Linked DNA regions of Homo sapiens: region 1 is linked to region 2. A link is an interaction called in ENCODE POLR2A ChIA-PET data of the cell type or tissue named here. Cell type or tissue: Panc1. All regions are shown on one strand. Links, peaks and the distances in the headings refer to the core of each region. The heading gives the core; the rest is flanking DNA. Region 1 overlaps SYNE4 (spectrin repeat containing nuclear envelope family member 4). Region 2 overlaps WDR62 (WD repeat domain 62).

Region 1 (5,306 bases), core at 307-5,306, 66 kb before region 2:
GACGGAAGCCAGAGGAGCCAACCTTGGGACTTTGGTTGGAACTACAAAGGAACAGTGACTCTACTATTGGCTGCTAAATTGGTGGGGTGTGTGTCACAGTGGAGGGAGGCTTAGCATGACTGACTCCATTTTGCCCCTGACACCCTGCAGTAACATCCTTTAGGTTAAAAGCTTCTGCTTAGTTTTGTGTGTAGATCAGCTAATTACAGGAGGAATTTAGTTTATAGCTCAATTTTAGAAAAAATAGCAGTCCCTTTCCCAAAACTAACCACCCCACCAAGAGATCAGGAAACTGTACACACAAGTAACAATGTTATACTAGAGATTTACAAGAATATTGTGACCTGACCTACATCATCAAAGAAGTTTTCTTCTGGACTCTTGCTGGCGACCAGATGTCTGCAGTCATTGGTCACCTAACCTCAACCCCCTTCCCTTAGCATAAAAAGAAACCTAAAATTTATACTAAGTTGAGATGGTTCTTTTTTTTTTTTTTTGAGACAGAGTCTCACTCTGTCACCCAGGCTGGAGTGCAGTGGCGCAATCTTGGCTCACTGCAAGCTCCGCCTCCCGGGCTCACGCCATTCTCCTGCCTCAGCCTCCCAAGTAGCTGGGACTACAGGTGCCCGCCACCACGCCCGGCTAATTTTTTGTATTTTTCATAGAGACGAGGTTTCACCGTGTTAGCCAGGATGGTCTCAATCTCCTGACCGCATGATCCGCCCACCTCAGCCTCCTAAAGTGCTGGGATTACAGGCGTGAGTCACCGCGCCCGGCCGAGATGGTTCTTTAGGACACTAGTCTGCCATCTTCTTGGTTTGCTGTCTCTCCAAATGAAGTTGCTTGCTTTTTTTTTTTGCTTTTTTTTTTTTTTTTTTTTTGAGACGGAGTCTTGCTCTCCCCCAGGCTGGAGTGCAGTGACACGATCTCGGCTCACTGTACCCTCCACCTCCCAGGTTCAAAAGATTTGTAAAAATACAAACGTTAGCCAGGTGTGGTGGCGCATGCCTGTGGTACTAGCTACTTGGGAGGCTGAGGCCAGAGAATCAATTGAACCCAGGAGGCAGAGGTTGCAGTGAGCCGAGATCGTGCCACTGCACTCAAGCCTGGGCAACAGCGAGACCCTGTCTCAAAAAAAAAAAAAAAACTAGCCTGGCATAGTGGCACACGCCTATAATCCCAGCTACTCTGGAGTGTAAGGCAGGAGAATCGCTTGAATCCTGGAGGCAGAGTTTGCAGTGAGCTGAGATTGTGCCATTGCACTCCAGCCTAGGGAAGAGTGAGACTCTATCTCAAAAAAAAAAAAAGCCACAACTTCTTTGTCCCTAGGGTACAACCAGCAATGGGATGACACCCCAGGTGCCCAGTGCAGCAACCAGTAACTCACCCAGTATTGGCTTTCTCCCTTCCTGAGCTCACGTCCTGGCTCCCCTGCCACGCCTAAATAAAGAACTGGTGCTTGACTCTTTGTGTCAGGGTCTGGGGCAGCCCCACCCAAGATGGGCTGATGCAGTTCTGTATTCTGTTCTCAAGGCAAAAGGGTCCATCCAGACATATCCAGGCCACATCCTAGATTCCGGGTATGAAGGCACCTAGTATCTTCACACATCCTTTGACAGTGACCATTTATTACACACATCAGACTGGGGGAAGACCATTGACATAGCTGAGCACCAGGTAGGGTGTCCTGGGTATTCGGGCATGAGAGCAGCAGGGGCCTCCTGACGCGGGCAGGAGAAACATGGCACCCACCAGGAGGAGGAAGAGGAGGAAGAGGATAAGGAGGAAGGTCAGAGGCTGCCTGGATGCAGGATCGGGGGCCCTGTGAAGGGAAATGCAGTGTTAAACATACAGGTGGGCTGCTGCTAGGAGCTCTGTCCCCCACACCCTAGTCCCATCTCTCAGGCACCTCACCCTGGATTCCCCTCCAGCCTCACATCCTGGAGATGAGGAGATGCTTGCCTCTTCTTGTCCTAAGGAGGGAGAGCAGCCAGCAGCAGAATGGATAGAAATGATGCTTTATTTGTTTATTTATTTTGAGACGGAGTCTCACTCTTGGCACCCACGCTGGACTGCAATGGCTCAATCTCAGCTCACTGCAACCTCAGCCTCCCGGGTTCAAGCAATTCTCCTGCCTCAGCCTCCCGAGCAGCTGGGACTACAGGTGCCACCATGCCCAGCTCATTTTTGTATTTTTAGTAGAGATGGAGTTTCACCATGTTGGCCAGGCTGGTCCCAAACTCCTGACCTCAAGTGATCCGCCCACCTCAGCCTCCCAAACTGCTGGGATTACAGGCATGAGCCACCACACCTGGCCGACACATTATTTTTTGAGACAGGGTCTCAGTCACCCAGGCTGGAGTGCAGTTTCACAATCACGACTCATGGCAGCCCCAACCTCCTGGGCTCAGGTGATCCTCTTACCTCAGCCTCCCTAATAGCTGGGACCACAGGCACATGCCACTGCAACCATTTACTTTTGTTTAATGATTTGTAGAGATGGGGGGAGGGGGCAGGTCTCACCATGTTGCTCAGGCTGGTCTTGAACTCCTGGCCTTAAGCAATCCTCCTGCCTTGACCTCCCAAAGTGTTGGGATCACAGGCGTGAACCACGGTGCCCAGCCACAAGTGACACTTTGTGTCACCTTTACCCTACTACGATAGACCTACAAAGCTGGTCTTATTTCTTCTCCTTTCCTGGCACCTCCTTATCCCCAGGACCCCACACAGACTTGGAATATCTCCAAGTGTAGTGGATGTCTGGTTGTGTCTGTCCTTTATCCAATACAATCCCCCTTTTTCTGATAACAGTGCCTTAATTGGAGGTGGGCGGCTGTCATGCCTTCCACTCCCAGACCTTCAGGTTCAAGTGAAGCTGACAGCCACCTCCCCAACTTCCATGATTGGTGTGACCCAGACCTGGCCAATCTGAGCACTCTGGTTTATTCAAGGTGCAGCCCATGACCCCATCCGGTAAGTGGGAGTCAGCCCTGGGACTTTGGCAGCTGTCAGTAGGGTCGGAGGCATGCTCCTTCCCCTGGGGTGGGTAAACCAGTGGGAGTGGCAGTGTAGCCACTGGAGCACCCATTTTGCTAAGAAGGAAGCCACCTTGGGGACTTAGAGCCCAAGAAAGGGAGGGACTGAGCCCTGATGTTATTTCTTTCTTTCTTTTTTTTTTTTTTTTTTTTTTTTTTGTTGAGATGGGGTCTCACTATGTTGCTCAGACTGGAGTGCAGTGGTGGGATCTCGGCTCACCGCAACCTCCGCCTCCCGGGCTCAAGCGATTCTCCTCCTGAGTAGCTGGGATTACAGGCATGCGCCACCACACCTGGCTAATTTTTGTAGTTTTAGTAGAGACGGGGTTTCACCATTTTGGCCAGGCTGGTCTCGTACTCCTGACCTCAGGTAATCCACCCACCTCAGCCTCCCAAAGTGCTGGGATTACAGGCGTGAGCCACTGCGCCTGGCCTGGCCCTGGTATTACTTCAGGCTCTGAATTCAACAGTGCCTGGACCTTTCCATTACTTTTTTTTTTTTTAATAGCATTCCCTTTCTTGTGCCTTTTGATTTCTTGGGTTTCTGTCACTTGCCATCAAGATTCCTGAGTGCTACACCTGGTTGAGAACTGGCTCACCTGAGGCTTCCGGAGCAGGGAGTGTCTTTGGTGACGTGCTAAGCGTTTCTGGTGGCCGAGGCCAGACTCCAGCATGTCCTGTCGGGAGTGAGAGGTGTCTGCTTCCTGGAGAACCAGCAACAAAGAAAAACGTGGTTGGGGGAGGGCCAGGATAGGGATGTCATAGAGATGAGATTCTGGGGGAGCAGAGAGATCTCACAGGACAGACAAAGGCAGAGCCAAAGAAACCAAGAGAGGAGAGAATTATTTATTCATTCATTCAATAAATGTGTAATGAGTTTCTGTTACAAGCCAGGAACTGTTCTAGGAGCTGAGGACACAGTGGGGATGGAAATAGGCAAATTCCTGGCCTCCGTGGAGCTTATATTTGACAGGAGAGAGACCATAAATTAATAAGTAAATGAGGCCTGGTACAGTGGCTTATGCCTGTAATCCCAGCACTTTGGGAGGCCAAGGCAGGCGGATCACCTGAGGTCAGGCGTTCGAGACTAGCCTGGCCAACATGATGAAACCCCATCTCTACTAAAAATACAAAAATTAGCCAGGAATGGTGGTGCACACCTGTAATCCCAGCTACTCGGGAGGCCGAGGTAGGAGAATCTCTTGAACCTGGGAGGCAGAGTTTGCAGTGAGCCAGGATTGCACCACTACACTCCAGCCTGGGTGACAGAGTGAGACTCCATCTCAAAAAATAAATAAAAATTTTTAAAAATAAGTAAATGTACAAAGTCAAGCTGTGGTGAGTGCTGTTAGGAAATAAAGTAAGAAGATAGGAGTGCTCATGTTTGGAGGTCACGACAGGCCTCCCTGAAGAGGTGGCACTTCAGGAGAGACTGGGACAGTCAGGAGGTGAGTGGGGCATCATCTGGGGGCCTCAGGATAGGAGTGAATTTGAGATGGGGCTTGAGGATGTAGACAGAGACAGACGAGAGAGAGAAACAGTGAGATAGAAGGAGACACCGAGAGACAGAGATAGAGGGGGAGACAGAGCCACTGACACCTCCTTGGAAGGGCAGGATCTTGCTAGAAGGTGCGCAGAGATGTCCCCAGGGTGCCTGGCAGAAGGTCCCTCAAGGGGGTCTGCTCTCACCTCAAGGCCTTGTCCCCTGCCCTGGGGCCCCCTCTGGCCACACAGCTCACAGGGCACTCCTAGTGTCCGGGCTGTCTTTTGTCCCAAGGGCCCAAGGCCCCCAATGTCCCCCGCCGGATCCCACTCCAACTCTGTGGAAGTGGGGAGGCTACTGGGTGCCCAGGGCCCCCAGACCCCACCAGGTCCTGGCCAGTCCGAGTCTCCCTCGACCTCCAAGTCCTGGTCCAGCGTGTTGGCCTCCTCGAACACCTGGGTCAAAGGACAGAGGTCATGGAGGCTATGAGGTTGGGGCCTGGGTTGGGTGGGGGGTATCAAGATGGGCCCTACCAGGCTGTAGCTGACCAGCTGGGCCTGCAGCTGCCAGAGCCGCCGGAAGATGGAGTCTCGGTAAGCTCCCAGGGCCCGCAGGATCTGCTCCAGGGCTGCCCAGGCCCTGGGCTCACTCCGCTGTGCCAGCCCCTCACCAAACGCTAGCAGCGCCTCCACACGCTCAGCTGCCCCTCGTAGGTCCACCTGGAGGGCCTGGGGACATATGGACATCACCCCACGCACACACCAGGGACCCAAAACCTGGAGTTACCC
Region 2 (5,368 bases), core at 111-5,110:
CTGCTTCTGGGCCTACTCTCAGGGTGCTGATGCACAGGCCCTGCCAGGAACCCCCTGACCCTGGGACCAGCTCTCATTCTTGGACTGCTGCTGTCCAGCCCCTCTGTCCAGAGTGGCAGGGTTCTAGTGTTTTCTTCCCTTCTCCATTTGGAAGAGCTTCTTAGAGTTCTCCTGTTTTGTTGTGTCCTATCATCTGGTCATGCAGGGCCCAGCTGTGTGGACAAGTATCTCACTACGCCCTCTGTGTCTCCAGGTGACGAGCACAGTGCCCCTTGTAGGGCGCTCGGGCATCCTGGGCGAGCTGCACAACAACATCTTCTGTGGTGTGGCCTGCGGTCGGGGCCGGATGGCGGGCAGTACCTTCTGTGTGTCCTACTCGGGCCTCCTCTGCCAGTTCAATGAGAAGAGGGTGCTGGAGAAGTGGATCAACCTGAAGGTACCACCTCCCTCTCTGCCATCAGCTGGACAGACTCTTTCTCGTGATATGTGTCTGCAGGGGTGCTCATCAGCATTGACCACACAGGTTCTGCTTATGTGACTAGTGGTGAATGACGCCCACTCTCTGAGCTTAAGGTTCCACATCTGTAAAATGGGAGTACTGCTGCCCTCCCCGCAGAGCTGATAAGGAAGTCACGTGAGATAACATAGGCAAGGCAGTGAGCACGGTGCTTGGTACCCTGAAATGGGCTCAAGGTGACAGTTGTTTTCCCATGACTATTTGATCTACTTCACATTTCTTTTCTCCTTTGAGCACTCTGGCTGGTAGAGGATTGCATTTTTTTTTAATTAATTTATTTTTTTTTATTGATCATTCTTGGGTGTTTCTCCCAGAGGGGGTTTGGCAGGGTCTTAGGACAATAGTGGAGGGAAGGTCAGCAGACAAACAAGTGAACAAAGGTCTCTGGTTTTCCTAGGCAGAGGACCCTGCGGGCTTCCGCAGTGTTTGTGTCCCTGGGTACTTGAGATTAGGGAGTGGTGATGACTCTTAACGAGTCTGCTGCCTTCAAGCATCTGTTTAACAAAGCACATCTTGCACCGCCCTTAATGCATTTAACCCTGAATGGACACAGCACATGTTTCAGAGAGCACAGGGTTGGGGGTAAGGTCATAGATCAACAGCATCCCAAGGCAGAAGAATTTTTCTTAGTACAGAACAAAATGAAGTCTCCCATGTCTACTTCTTTCTACACAGACACAGCAACAATCTGATTTCTCTATCTTTTCCCCACCTTTCCCCCTTTTCTATTCCACAAAACCGCCATCGTCATCATGGCCCGTTCTCAATGAGCTGTTGGGTACACCTCCCAGACGGGGTGGTGGCCGGGCAGAGGGGCTCCTCACTTCCCAGAAGGGGCGGCCGGGCAGAGGCACCCCCCATCTCCCGGACGGGGCGGCGGCAGGGCGGAGGCGGACCCCCACCTCCCTCCCTGACGGGCCGGCTGGCTGGGCAGGGGCTGACCCCCACCTCCCTCCTGGACGGGGCGGCTGGCCGGGCGGGGGCTAACCCCCCACCTCCCTCCCGGACGGAGCGGCTGGCCGGGCGGGGGCTGACTCCCCCCACCTCCCTCCCGGACTGGGCGGCTGGCCGGGCGGGGGCTGACCCCCACCTCCCTCCGGGACGGGGCGGCTGCTGGGCGGAGACGCTCCTCACTTCCCAGACGGGGCAGCTGCCGGGCGGAGGGGCTCCTCACTTCTCAGACGGGGCGGCTGCCGGGCGGAGGGGCTCCTCACTTCTCAGATGGGACGGCCAGGCAGAGACGCTCCTCACCTCCCAGACAGGGTCGCGGCCGGGTAGAGGCGCTCCTCACATCCCAGACGGGGTGGCGGGGCAGAGGCGCTCCCCGCATCTCAGACGATGGGCGGCCGGGCAGAGACGCTCCTCACTTTCTAGACGGAATGGCAGCCGGGAAGAGGCGCTCCTCACTTCCCAGATTGGGCAGCCGAGCAGAGGGGCTCCTCACATCCCAGACGATGGGCGGCCAGGCAGAGACGCTCCTCACTTCCCAGACGGGGTGGCGGCCGGGCAGAGGCTGCAATCTCGGCACTTTGGGAGGCCAAGGCAGGCGGCTGGGAGGTGGAGGTTGTAGCTAGCCAAGATCGCGCCACTGCACTCCAGCCTGGGAAACATTGAGCACTGAGTAAACGAGACTCCGTCTGCAATCCCGGCACCTCGGGAGGCCGAGGCTGGCGGACCACTCGCGGTTAGGAGCTGGAGACCAGCCCGGCCAACACAGCGAAACCCTGTGTTTGGTGGAGACCAAAAAAATACGAAAACCAGTCAGGCGTGGCGGCGCGCGCCTGCAATCGCAGGCACTCGGCAGGCTGAGGCAGGAGAATCAGGCAGGGAGGTTGCAGTGAGCCGAGAGGGCAGCAGTACAGTCCAGCTTTGGCTCGGCATCAGAGGGAGACCGTGGAAAGAGAGGGAGAGGGAGACCGTGGGGAGAGGGAGAGGGAGACCGTGGGGAGAAGGAGAGGGAGAGGAGGATTGCATTTTTTAAAAATTGGAGGTACCATTGATTTAATAACTTTTCAGTCAAAAAAGACTACACAAAATACATAAACTTTTATTTATTTTTATTTATTTTTACTTTTTTTTTTTTTTTGAGATGGCGTCTCACTTGTTGCCAAGGCTGGAGTGCAGTGGCGCAATCTCAGCTCACTACAAGTTCCACCTCCCAGGTTCAAGCAATTCTCCTGCCTCAGCCTCCCAAGTAGCTGGGATTACAGGTGCCTGCCACCACGCACAGCTAATTTTTGTATTTTTAGTAGAGACAGGGTTTTACCATGTTGGCCTGGCTGGTCTCGAACTCCTGACCTTTAGTGATCCATCCGTCTTGGCCTCCCACTGCGCCCGGCCATAAACTTTTAAACTAAAGCATGATCTATCGATACATTGCAGAGCTTCTTTCCTTTAGTATCTGAAGGTTTGAGTCAAAGCTGTTTTCCCATCTGGAATCAGTTGCCCATTTGGCTATCCGCCCGAGCGTTGTGGTTTCCTCTCCTGTTCCTGGCCTGCCTTTGTGACTCACTCTGGAGATCACCTTCGAGGTTAATGGCTTGTGGAAGAGTTCCAAGTTTTATCTCTGTCCTAGTTGGTTAAACATCATTTTCTCTTTTTCAAGCAAGTGAAAAGCTTTCAATAGATAGATGTTTATTTCCTAAGCACTAAATGACTCATAAATTAAGTCCCTGTAGATTTGGAAAAACTCCTTAAACTGTATCTAGAGGTCTAGCACTTCCTAGTAGGATAGACAGTCCTTTCTAGATACTGTAACTTTTTTCTGTACCGCTTTGGAGTACAGTCTTTATGAAGTTGTTTGTAAGCAAAAGGGAATAAAATTTAAGCCTAAAGGCTGGGCGCGATGGCTCACATCTGTAATCCCAATGCTTTGGGAGGCCAAGGCAGGTGGATCACCTGAGGTCAGGAGTTCAAGACCAGCCTGACCAACATGGTGAAACCCCATCTCAAAATACAAAAAATTATCTGGGTGTGGTGGCGGCCGCCTATAATCCCAGCTACTCTGGAGGCCGAGGCAGGAGAATCACTTGAACCCAGGAGGTGGAAGTTGCAGTGAGCCGAGATTGTGCCATTGCACTCCAGCCTGGGCGCAACAAAAAACTCTATCTCAAAAAAAAAAAAAAATTTAAGCCTAAAATTCAACCCTGTTACTACAAGTGACTTACCTGAAGTTGCAGTCTGCTGAACAGGTATTTTCCATACACAGCTACGTTTCTCTGTAGACAGCAGTGACAATTCTGTTTCCGTTCATGCCTCTGCCTACCTGCTGGCACATGTCTTTCAATAGCAGCAGTATGCTATATCCTGATTTCACAAATCTTAAAATATGCTAAAATGGGTGTCTTAGACCCAAGGAACTGTAAGTCTTCTCTGGAGGCCTAAGGCTGCTCTGTCAGTCCCCATATCCCCGGGCCAGGCCACGTGAAGCACCAAATCCACTGGGGTCCCTTTTGCCCCTACAGGTCTCCCTGTCTTCCTGCCTCTGTGTCAGCCAGGAGCTCATCTTCTGTGGCTGCACAGATGGGATAGTCCGCATCTTCCAGGCCCATAGCCTGCACTACCTCGCCAACCTGCCCAAGCCACACTACCTTGGGGTAGACGTGGCACAGGGCCTGGAGCCCAGGTACTGCCCTGTGGGGAGAGGGAATGGGAGGGGCCCACCCAGAGTCTGTCCACTGGCATTCATCCATGCTTCCAGATCCATCTATCTGTCTGTCCATCCCACAAATACCCATCATGACTCTCAGCCCTGGGCATTACAAAGCAGAAAAGTCCTTGCCTTCCGAGGCAAGCCTCACAGTGAGAAGTGAGGCTGGGTAGGGGGAAGAAACAGTGAGAAAACAAAGGAATAATATCATTTCAGATAGCGGTCAGCATGGTGAAGAACAGTGCAGAGCAGGTGTGAATGTGGCGGAGTGTTTCCATCCACATGGCTGACCCCTACTAAGTGGCTGCTAAGTGCCAGCCCTGGGCTGGAAGCAGGACATGCCTATTATAATGAAGCAGCAAAATCTCTGCCTCTCTGCAGTATAGCAAGGGGGCTCGATGATAAGCAAGTACACGAAAAAGATAATTTCAATAGGCATGAGTGCTTTGGGGAACACAGCAGGGACTCGGGAAGGAGAGTGACTGGGGTGGGCTGTGCTGATTGGGTGCCTGGTGAGAAGGAGCTGCTGTGTGGAGAGCTGGGTCCCAGCAGTTGAGGTGACAGCACACTGGGCTTGTTACGTTGCAGGAATAGTAAGGGACTGTGTGGCCAGAGCCCAGTGTGTCCGGGGAGGATGGTGGGAGATGAGGCCAGTGTGGGGCGCCTGTAGTCTATCCTCAGGTCAGTGGGCAGTTGCTGGGGTTTCGGGCGTTGGGGTAAATGACCAGGCCTTACATGTTAGGTCCCTCAGCTGCTGTGTCGAGAGTGGATAGAAGCACTAGGCTGTGGCTTTCTTCTCCTTTGTTGCAAGTCTGTTTTATGGAATTGGGGGCTACCTAACCAGGGGGTGCCAGGTGCCTAGGGCTGCCTCTTTGTGGATTTCTGGATGCTAGCTCCTGGGTGCCTTTTCCACGACAGGGCCTGAACAGGGGAACTGGGTGTCATGAAGGAAAGGAGGGGGCGAGCAACCCACAGGCAGTGTTGTGTTGTAGTAGTCGGGCTCACAGCTCTGCTGTCTTCTGTTGTGCTCTGTGACCTTGGGAAGGTGACTATACCTCCCTGTGCTTCCGTTTTCTCATGTGTAAAATACAGTACCTAGCTCTTATTGTGGTTGTGAGAATTTATTGCAGGTAAAACTCTCGGCCTGGCACAGTGTAAATGCTCAGTAAACTGTAGCCTTCATAGGGAGACCCCAGGCCAAG

Evidence for each region. Peaks named below come from ENCODE experiments on the same cell type or tissue, not always from the same donor. Only the 100,000 strongest peaks of a DNase experiment are listed, where the experiment ranks them.
Region 1: POLR2A ChIA-PET joins it to region 2 with 5 read pairs; 8 of 35 experiments call an interaction of 5 or more read pairs at or near these places.

Annotation. Positions count from the first base shown.
Region 1 is chr19:36,001,699-36,007,004 of GRCh38, forward strand. SYNE4 (spectrin repeat containing nuclear envelope family member 4) reads right to left here. Exons shown (of 8, transcript NM_001039876.3): 4 at 5,052-5,246; 5 at 4,725-4,973; 6 at 3,635-3,739; 7 at 1,915-1,973; 8 at 1,609-1,822. The coding sequence ends at 1,639. Among named protein-coding and RNA genes, the nearest start is that of SYNE4, 4.5 kb to the right of the region's middle. In Panc1, for the core only: no CTCF peak of the experiment used is centred there; no DNase peak of the experiment used is centred there.
Region 2 is chr19:36,067,575-36,072,942 of GRCh38, forward strand. WDR62 (WD repeat domain 62) reads left to right here. Exons shown (of 32, transcript NM_001083961.2): 7 at 254-436; 8 at 3,982-4,142. Among named protein-coding and RNA genes, the nearest start is that of WDR62, 15 kb to the left of the region's middle. In Panc1, for the core only: no CTCF peak of the experiment used is centred there; a DNase peak (open chromatin) is centred at 3,047.